Regions from separate parts of the Homo sapiens genome. Here region 2 is linked to region 1. Evidence: read pairs that join two places in POLR2A ChIA-PET (ENCODE). Cell type or tissue: A673. All regions are shown on one strand. Each heading gives the region's core, and the rest is flanking DNA. Links, peaks and the distances in the headings are about the cores only. Region 1 has its middle 31 kb from the start of HEATR6-DT. Region 2 has its middle 24 kb from the start of CA4.

Region 1 (5,383 bases), core at 200-5,199:
CGCTGTGGCCAGCCTGAGCGTAAGAGAGACTGCGACTCCCTGCCCAGTGGAAATACACTATACTGCAAGATGCCAAAATGAGCCACTTGAATCCTTTTTTTCGGGAAGTCAAAAGTACGGTGAGGCATGAGAAGAAGGATCTCCAGCTCCAAGTTGTTCTCCCTCTTGTGGCTGAACACACTGTTACCATATGCTTATGAAACCATTTGCATATGGTACAAGCCCATGTGGGAGAAATGAGAGCTCTGACAACTTCTACCTGTCTTCTGTCCTCTCCTGACAATGCATCTCCATCACTAATAGTGGCCTCTGGGTTTTACTTTCTTCTGTGCACAAAGAAAACAACTGGTGGCACCTGTACATAGAGAATTCCAGAGGCAGGAAACTCTCCTTACTTTTGGACAGTGCACAGCAAAGAGAATGTAGTTGGAAGTTCAGCCAACCTGGATTGCAAGCCACCTGGAGCAACATGGCCTTACATGAGTCACATGACTGCTGGGAGCAACTCTCTAAAAGAGAGTGGTGAAGAAACCTAGGTCATCAGAAGGTTAAATAGAATAACGTGTGTGACTGGGCAGAGCACACAGAAGGCACCAAATATGTGTTTTTTAGATTCTTTCCCAAATCTAGGAGGTGGAACTTAGCAATAAAATGCCTTAAAACCTAAAAAAAAGTTATAAAAGTGCATTCAAGGTCATGGAAAAATATACATTAGGTATAAAAAGGAAGGTTGTAAATGTATGTAAGATGTAACATAATAACTAGTTTGCACACACCCTTACAAAATAAAAGTTCTATAAGGATATGCACCAACCGATTTACTATGGCTAACTCTTCTAGGTTCTAGGCGCTCCGACAGGTTTCTGTTGCATTTCCCAGTGACCATGACCCCTAATCCCCTAAGCCCCTAAGCCTCCCTCTTTTCTGCTCACAGAGAACTGATGAGAGGAGAGACTCAGCTCAAAAGTGTTAAGTGAATGAAGTCATTTCTTAAAATATTGGGTTTATAGTTTCCTTTTTTTAAAAATAAAACAAACGATATAGTTTATAAGCTTTTTGCTAGAAAAATAATAAAATCTTATTTAAAAACATATACTGTTAACATTAATGAGATATTTTCCCACTTAAAATCTCATTTGATACTCCCATCAAATAAGATTTATTCTTTAGGATTTGAGTAATTCTGGGAATAAAGCCTTAATAAATCAGGAAGGACAACATAGTCATTAAGTGCCTGGGCACTGCAGACCCTGGTTTCCAAACCAGCTACTTTCTGTCTGACTTCTGCCAAGTTACTTTGCCTCTCTGAGCCAAAGTCTTCTCATGTATGAAACAGAATCATTACAGTTCTCCCCTCAGGATGTCATGAGGAGTCAAGGTCTAGGAGCAGTACCTAGCACAGCACAAGCACGATGTAAGTATTTGCTAAGTGAATGAATAAAAATATGATGATCTTTTATTATGCTGCCTGATTTGGTAATATGTGTTAGTAAATGTTTGTAACTAATTTTATCATCTCACTCTTAGGAATTTTAAAAAATCACTTCTAGAGGTGTACAAAAACACTTGCATATGATCCTGTTCATTTCAGCATTCTATGCAAGAACAAAAAATTGCAAACAATTAAAGTGTTCACTAAAGGAATGTTGGTTAAATAGATTACAGTAAATTCACTTAATGAAGTATGACATAGTCCTTTAAAAGCATGAAGTAGGTAGATTTATAGGTTGATGATAGAAGTATCTATTCACAATTATTATTAAATGAAAAAATATGTAATAAAATGTTAGGTATAATATACTTTATATAGCATTAACACAGTATCTGTGAATATTTTCAAATACAGTCCACAGTGGATATTTCTCTCATGCTACACAGACAGATCAGGGTCAGGATCTTGGCTCTGCCCCTTATTAACTGTAGAACTCTGGGAAATTCATTGAGCCCCTTGGAGCCTGTTTCTACATGTATAAAGTGGTGATAATATCAATTATTCTGCAGAGTTGTTTTAGGTTTTCTTTTCTTTTCTTTGTTTTGTTTTGCCTTTTTTTTTTAGATGGAGTGTAGCTCTGTTGCCCAGGATGGAGTGCAGTGGTGCGATCTCAGCTCACTGCAACCTCTGCCTCCTGAGTTGAAGCCATTATCATTCCTCAGCCTCCCGGGTAGCTGGGATTACAGGCATACGCCACCACACCCAGCTAATTTTTGTATTTTTGGTAGAGATGGAGTTTCACCATGTTGGCCAGGCTGGTCTCGAACTCCTGGGCTCAAGTGATCCACCCACCTTAGCCTCCCAAAATGCTGGGATTACAGGCATGAGCCACTGTGCCCGACCCTATTTCAGGTTTAAATGCCATAATCTCCATGAAAATCCCTAGCAAGCAGCAGGTACTCAGGGTGGTGTTTGTTCCCACAGTGACTGTATGTATCTGGGGGACAACACGGGTAATGCATGAGATTCACAAGTCCATATGTAACCCACACATTGTCTGTAAAATTAATAAGTGATGTGTTACTCTTTTCAAATATAAGTAGAGACTGCTGTAAATAACACAAACTCCTATTAAGTGACATTACTGAATCCATTAGGCGTGTAGGCAGATACTTTATTACTACAAATTTAGCTATCTTATGAGTAATTCAATGTTTCTGATGTTTTAAAAGGGCCCTCATGAGGCAATTTGAAAATATGTCTCTAAAGCCTTAATATTAGGCAGGACCCTGGGCATTGAATAAAGACTTGTTTTGAGGTCCACAGAGAGGAGACACAAGGTCACAAGATGGTCCCATGGCCAGCAAGTGGCAGAGTCCAGATCCAAAGGACGTCTGTCTGACTCCAGACCTCAGGATCTTAACCCCCACACAATAAAACAAAATGTGTAGATGCAGCTAAAGAAGAGCTCAGATGGAAATTTATAGCATTTGATGCTTATTTTAGAAAAGAAGGAAGGCTCGAGTCAACAATCTAAACCTCAGCTTTAACAAACTAAAGAAAAAAAAGGGCAAAATAAACCTAAAACAAGCAGAAGGAAGGAAGTTTTGGTAAGTTAAAGAAGCCACTCTCAAAAGGTTACATATTGTATGAACACATGACATTATGGAAAAGGCAAAGCTACAGGGACAAAAAACATCGGTTGGTGGCCAGGGATTGGGGTGAGGCAAGGATGCCACGACAGGGAGCATGAAGCAGATTTGTGGGAGTGATCAAACTGTTCGGAACCTTGATTGGGGTGGGGCAACAAAACTCATAGGGCAGTATACCCCCAAATAGCCTTTTTATTAAAATGATAATCTCTCACTGTTTGGAATCCTGATTGGGGTGGGGTTACAAAACTCATGGAGCGGTATACTCACAAACAGTCTTTTTATTAAAATAATAATCTCTCTCTCACTCTCTCTCTCTCTCTCTCTCTCTCGATCTCTCACACATACACACATGCACGCACACAATGTTTCTCACCATGCAGGCTGTGTCTGTTCACCACTGCCAACGGTATGCCAGGTATAATAAGACTAAATATGTTTTTTTGTTGAATTAAAGCCATTCATTCAAAATGAATCACTGGTACCCAAAAGATGGGGTCTAACTTATGTTTAATTATAATGGGAATAAGTAGCACTTATTGACTGCTTTTTAATTTGCCAAGTACTGCCAAAGATTGAGATGCATTATTCAAATGCATTTATAACTCTTAGATCATTCGGTTCTTTATAATGGCATATTTCGTAGCCATTTCTATTTCTTGAAATTTCAAGTCTTTTTGGTTTTTTTGATTCTTTTGGCAAACTTTCTTAAAAGTACAAGAGCCCAAGTTGCACAGGTAAATAATAGCAATGTAGCGGAATGACCACCAGATGGAGACAGAGAACACAAAGTTATTCAGACGCAAGGTTTTTGCCAGAGTTGTTTCCCAGGCTCAGGAGGCACAACACCTGGATATGAGGTTGCTCCCATTAGGACGCTGGTTCTCAAACCTGGCTGCTCATTAAAATCACCTGGGGACATTTACACTACTGATGAACAGCCCCCTTCACCCCACCCCTGAGTTTTGTGGTCTGGAGTACGGTCTTGCCACTGAGAGTTTTAAAAGCTGCACAAGTGATTCTAGTTGCAGACAAGTTTGAGAACCACTACTTTCAAACATGCAACAGTGGAGGGTCTCGAGCTGGTGTGTTTCAGAATCATCTGGGGAATTCGTGAAAAACAGAGACTCAGGCTGTTGTAGCCTTCATTCTTTTGAGAAGCAGTGTATTCTGAAATGATGACATGCTAAACTTAACAATAGTTAAAAAAAATAATCAGTACTGAATCTGATACAAGGCCAGGTGTGGTGGCTCACACCTGTAATCCCAGCACTTCGGGAGGCCAAGGTGGGAGGATCGCTTGAAGCCAGGAGTTCAAGACCAGCCTGGTCAACATAGCAAGATCCCATCTCCACAAAAGAAAAATTAAAAAATTAGCTGGGCATGGTGGCACATGCCTGTAGTCCCAGCTACTCGGAAGGTTGAGATGGGAGGATGGCTTGAGTCCAGCAGGTCAAGGCTGCAGTGAGCTGAGATTATGCCACTGCACCGAGCGTGGGTGACAGAGTGAGACCCTGTCTCAATAAACAGATAAATCAGATACAGTCTCATACTAGATTCTTTTCCAAACTGGGACAGCGGGTTTCCTCTCCAGAGAAGTATAGGCCACACATGCTGGCAGGTGCTGGAAGAGTTTCTAAAGCCATGTTTGGTTGTTCCATTTTGGGGTGTTAAGAAAAAGGCCACTCAGCCCGGTGGATTCCCAGCCTTCATGTAGTCTACTCCCCAAATTTGTTTTCACTCTCTTTTATCAAAGTGTTTAAATTATTTTATTTATTTTAATTTTTAATCTGATTTTTTTTTTTTTTTTTTTTTGTAGAGATGGGGGACTCGCTATGTTGCCCAGGCTTGTCTCAAACTCCTGGTCTCAAGCCATCCTCCTGCTTTAGCCTCCCAAATTGCTGGGATGACAGGTGTGAGGCACTGTGCCCAGACTAAATTATTGTAATATTACAGCTATTATGGATTCGGTTTCTAAATAACATTTGTTGTTTTTCCATATCATAAAAGTAATGAATCTCCATTGTGGAACATTTGGAAAAAACAAAACAAGACACACATGTAAGAAAAAATGACCTATTCTCCTGCCACATGGAGATAATCACAGTTATTTTGATATGTTTCATTATAGATTTTTTCATGATATGTGTACGTATGTATGGGTATACACTCTTAAGTGTGTGCTTACACGTGCTCCAAATGTGTGTGTGTGCACATGTGCACAATCCAATCTACATCGTGGGGAATCTACAAAGTTGTGGTCACAGTGTAGAGCCAGCCCCACAGGCCTCCCCAGAGA
Region 2 (5,383 bases), core at 256-5,255, 63 kb after region 1:
AATGAAAGGCCACAGGCCCTGGGGCTGCTCCCTATGGATGTCCAGGGAACAGAGGCCAGGCAGCAGGCTGACTGCTCCGGGCACTCCCTGTGGCTTCTTCACTCTAGCTGGCTACCCAGTATACTGAGTAGCAAAATGGCCTTTGAAAAGGCCCACCCTGTGGCCATGATTTCTAGCAGACCAAATGAGAGTGTTCTCCTGGGAGCACTGTCAACTCCTCTTGCTGGAGACAATTCTCTGGGAGCTCCTCAGACCCTACTGGAGCACTGTGTGCTTGGCTTTCTGAATGCTTAGAGGTGACAGGTGCTTTAGCAGACATCCAATCCACAGCGGTTGCCCAGGCAGCACTACACCCCCCACTGTCACTTCAACCGGAGTAACTCCAACCTCATCTGCTTTAGCTATGGGTCCTTCAGGTAAATGTGGCTGGAATGGCTGGAAGAAAGGGTCGGGTCTCAATGTTGTTTCAAAATAAAAGCTGAAGACAACTGACCTAATGCAACTCGCTCAATATTCACAGGGGGAACCGAGGCGCGGACAAGGCAAGTGACCCCCAAGGTCATACAATTCTGCCAAGTGCTGAGCAAACACTGCGGACTGGACTTCTGGTCTACTGCTTTCCATGGCATCAGCTAAGATGACTGCTCTGAACCTGGGGCTGCGGCAGCCTCTGATGATGGCCGTAGGTATCTCCTACTCCATTCTGGAGGCTCCCTGCTGATCCCTAATGTGGAAGTCCCCCTCTTCCTCCCCAGTTTGTAATCCCAGTGGGCACTGAGGTTTGGCCATCAGCAGCAGAGGATCCTGCTACAGATAACTGAAGGGTGGTACTGAAAAAACCATCAGATCAGCAGAGAAGCCCCGTCCCCTTATCCCCAAGGTCCTTGGACAACTCCTCCAACCAGGCACATTTTTCCTTCCTGGGCTGCACTCAGCTGTGACTGGGCTCCTCTCTCTGGCATGCCTCCTCCCTGTCCAGAGCTCTTCTAGGTTTTCCCCCTTCTGCCTCCTTTTTTCTTCCTCCTCCACTTCCTTCAGTCTTCTTGGGGCATTTCAAGCCTAGCACCCATCTGTGAGTTCCTCTTGGGCTTGTTGGTAAGGTCTAAAGTTTGTTATCAAGAGAAATTCCAGCCAAAGTGGATTGTGAATATGAAAAAGAGAGAAATTACAGCAAACAGAACTTATGTTTATAATAAAATGGTCTAAAATAGATACATATGTGCCGTGTGGTGGCTCACACCTGTATTCCCAGCACTTTGGGAGGCTGAGGCGGGTGGATCACCTGAGGTCAGGAATTCGAGACCAGCCTGGCCAACATGGTGAAAACCCGTCTCTACTGAAAATACAAAAATTAGCCAGGTGTGGTGGCGTGCGGCTGCAATCCCAACTACTTGGCAGGCTGAGGCAGGAGAATCACTTGAATCCGGGAGGTGGAGGTTTCAGTGAGCCGAGATAGTGCCACTTCACTCCAGCCTGGGCGACAAGAGTGAAACTCCGTCTCAAAAAAAAACTAAAATAGGCCGGGCACAGTGGCTCACGCCTGTAATCCCAGCACTTTGGGAGGCCGAGGTGGGTGGATCACCTGAGGCTGGGAGTTCAAGACGAGCCTGACCAACATGGAGAAACCCCATCTCTACTAAAAATACAAAATTAGCTGGGTGTGGTGGCTCATGCCTGTAATCCCAGCTACTCAGGAGGCTGAGGCAGGAGAATTGCTTGAACCTGAGAGGCGGAGGTTGTAGTGAGCTGGGATCGCTCCATTGCACTCCAGCCTGGGCAACAAGAGCGAAACTCCGTCTCAAAAACAAACAAACAAACAAACAAAAAAACTAAAATAAATAAATACATAAATAAAATGGATATGTATTTATACAAACCATAGAAAAATGTTTGGCAACTATCCCAAGATACCTGACAATGTGAAATACTTTTATTACAACTGGCCTGACCTTCAAAGGCCTTCACAGCTCCTGCCTTCCTGTTACAGTCTACTATGTTCCTCATGCACCTTCCACTCAGCACAAACAGGCTGCACTGCCTCTGAAACGCATCACTTGAATCCTGCCTCTGCTCCTTTGTCCATCTGAATCACCCTCTCCACATTTCTGACCCAGTAATCCTAATCTCACTTTATGAGGCAGTTCGCTTCCCTTTTGCATTTCCCTGGGGTACACTGTCAATAGCCTAGTGTCTGATGTCATCAGTCAGCACTTCATCAGAGGCAATTATGTCTACAGAGCTTTTGGCTAATTACTGTCACTCCTTACATGTGTGCATATGCATATCATCTTTCCCTAATGAGACTGGAAATAATGATTCATTCCCTGGAGCAGTGGTTTCCATAAATGACCAACCCACAGACCAGTGCAAACTGGCTGTGAAAGAGCTTCCTCTGAGGAACTTATTAGAATGCAGATTCTTGGACTGCATGGGAGAGGAGGATCTCATAAATCTGGGTGTAATAGGCACAGAACATTAGGTGTAATATGGGCAGGACTCTGGACTCAGCATATCCAACAAGCTGCTGGCTGATTCCGATGATGCCGATGAATTGCCAGGTTGGGAACTGTTGCCCCCAGAGAAACTAGCAGAGAGCTCTGTACGTGGTAGGTGCTCACTCCCCTATTGTTTGGGTGTATGCCTCCTGATAATGAACTTGAACATAACATTATTGTTATATTATGCCTGTATTGTTTCCTTAAGTGAGGGAAGAATGCTTTTGAGTACCTAATAGGTGGCAAGCTCTGTGCCTACTTACATACATGATCTATTCCTTTTAATAACCTTTGGAAATGAAGTGGTATTTTCACTGGGCGTTAGAAATCTGAAAACTTTCGTTTACAGCTGTTGCAACAGCAGAACTAGAATGTGACCTCCGACATAATGGGCTCAAAGTCTATGACCTTTCTGCTCACCAGAGGGCATGAACTGCTGGTTTGTACCTGGCTTGCAGATACCTTCTTTGGGCAGCACAATGTTCAAAGTTAAAAAAATTTACCAACACTTCTAAACTGGATACTTTGTATTAATATCTGGGTTTCTGGCTTCTCTTCATGGGAAAAACAAAACAAAACAAAAGGTTTGGTGAACACTGGGGCCCACATTCCTGCAGGACAACAGTCACATGGAGCCTTTAGATGGGCATGTGCCTAGAACACACTAGAGTCCCCATCGCTCCCCATTCTCTTACATTCTATTCCCAACCAGGTTCTTATAGGCCTGGGTTTGTGACTGCTGCACACTTATCTACTCTCTTGCTTCCCACTGGTCAGGAAGTCTGGCAAACTTAAAAGGCCTCTTTTTGTTGCTCTCTCCTGTATGGATCTCTGATCATAGAGGTGTGTGCATTTCTGTCTTTGTGATTTCAATACTAAGGAAGCCGTTGGTACATTATCAAGAGAAACTGGGATCGCCACTCCCCAACTTACACATTCTGGTGTGTCCCAGTAAAATTCTGTACTCAGCCTCCAAACTAGCTGGGAAAAATGTGGCAAATCATCTACTTGCTCCAATTCAATGGTGTTTAGAAGTAAGAAGTCACTGTGAGCAATGCCACCAAGTGGTGGAGAGACTCCATGCAGACTCACCACCTTCAGCCAGGGAGGCTGGGAGGCCGAAGACCTCTCTCAACGCATAGGGCCATTCAGAAACTAGAAACAAAATGCTTGCCCATCTCCCTAGGCCAGTCCTTCCGAGGCTTTTTGAGACAAGGTCTCACTGTCACCCAGGCTGGAATGCAGTGGCACAATCAAGGCAACCTCAACCTTCTGGGTTCGAGCGATCCTCCCACCTCAGCCTCCCGAGTAGCTGGGATGACTACAGGCATGGGCCACCACACCCAGCTGATTTTTTTTTTTTTTTTTTTTAGTAGAAATGAGGTCTCACCATATTGCTCAGACTGGTCTTGAACCAGCCCATTTTTAGCTTTTTAAAAGACAGCCTTGGCCAGCCATGGCAGCTCACACTTGTAATCCCTGCACTTTGGGAAGCTGAGGTGGGCAGATAGCTTAAGCCGAGGAGTTCGAGACCAGCCTGGGCAACATGGTGAAACCCCATCTCTACAAAAAATACAAAAATTAGCTGGGTGTGGTGGCGCACATCTGTGGTCCCAGCTACTGGGGAGGCTGAGGTGGGAGGATTGCTTGAGCCTGGGAGGTTGAGGCTGCAGTGAGCCATGATTACCTCACTGCATTCCAGCCTGGGCAACAGAGACCCTGTCTCTATTTAAAAAAAAAAAAAAGTGTGAACCTAGGAGTTGGAGTTTGCAGTGAGCCGAGATTGCGCCACTGCACTCCAGCCTGGGCGACAGAGTGAAACTCCGTCTCAAAAAAAAAAAAAAAAAAAGGAAACCTAAAAACAGACTGGCACTTAAAAGAGTTGTGCTTCATTTTTTGACTTTCTGTATTAATTTTCTGTTTGTTCCTTTCCTTAAACAAGCTGCCACTGCTGCTGATTGAACATGTTTCATTTTATACATTTTTTTTTTTTTTTTGAGACGGAGTTTCGCTCGTTTCCCAGGCTGGAGTGCAATGGCGTGATCTCAGCTCACTGCAGCCTCTGCCTCCCGGGTTCAAGCAATTCTCCTGCCTCAGCCTCCCAAGTAGCTGGGATTACAGGCATGTACCACCACGCCCGGCTAATTTTGTATTTTTAGTAGAGACGGGGTTTCTCCATGTTGGTCAGGCTGGTCTTGAACTCTCAACCTTAGGTGATCCACCTGCTTTGGCCTTCCAAAGTGCTGGGATTACAGGCGTGAGCCACTGCGCCTGGTCCATTTTATGCATTTTTAATGTGTATTCTCGTTTTTGGAAAATGTGAACAGAGGACTATTAAACTCTTTTAGCATCAGAATAGCAAGGAGGTAAAAAAACAAACAACAAAACAAACAAAAAAAACCCTCTTTGTAAAATAGGATTGAGTATCGTTGGATTGAGCACTTACCAAGCAACTGTGCCAGGCATTTGTGTCCTTCATTTAATTCTTACAAGCCTGAGTGTTCGGTATTTTAATTTTATAGGTGAACAAATAGAAGCTGAGGGTGAAGGACCTACAGCTGTCACCTTCATCTCTTCTCAACACTGCCAACTGTCTCCTTGGATCTCCCAGACAGACGACTAGGGACATCTCTGGTTTCTCGGTGCTCCCTAGAAACCTAGGGTCATTTCAAGGCATTATGCAAATGAGCTTTCCTTCTCTTCACCTCATCTCCTGATCTGCACAAAAATGACCGTAGGACCCACTGTAGGTACCAATGTAGGCACCAATCCTCAGTTTACCACCTGCTCTCTACTTGCTTCCCTGCCATAACTTTCTAAAAGGGATGTGAGCCATGTTTAAAGTCACCTGGTCACTGGAGGGATCTTGTTCTACACTCTACATCAGT

Evidence for each region. ChIA-PET counts read pairs that join two places held together with the same protein. Peaks named below come from ENCODE experiments on the same cell type or tissue, not always from the same donor. Only the 100,000 strongest peaks of a DNase experiment are listed, where the experiment ranks them.
Region 2: POLR2A ChIA-PET joins it to region 1 with 5 read pairs; 3 of 35 experiments call an interaction of 5 or more read pairs at or near these places.

What each region holds. Positions count from the first base shown.
Region 1 is chr17:60,108,027-60,113,409 of GRCh38, forward strand. No RefSeq gene overlaps it. Among named protein-coding and RNA genes, the nearest start is that of HEATR6-DT, 31 kb to the left of the region's middle. RefSeq lists an enhancer at 5,089-5,383. In A673, for the core only: a CTCF peak has its summit at 373; no DNase peak of the experiment used is centred there.
Region 2 is chr17:60,171,344-60,176,726 of GRCh38, forward strand. It overlaps a transcript of CA4 not described here and the pseudogene FAM106DP. Among named protein-coding and RNA genes, the nearest start is that of CA4, 24 kb to the left of the region's middle. In A673, for the core only: a CTCF peak has its summit at 3,574 (motif pointing left); a DNase peak (open chromatin) is centred at 2,138.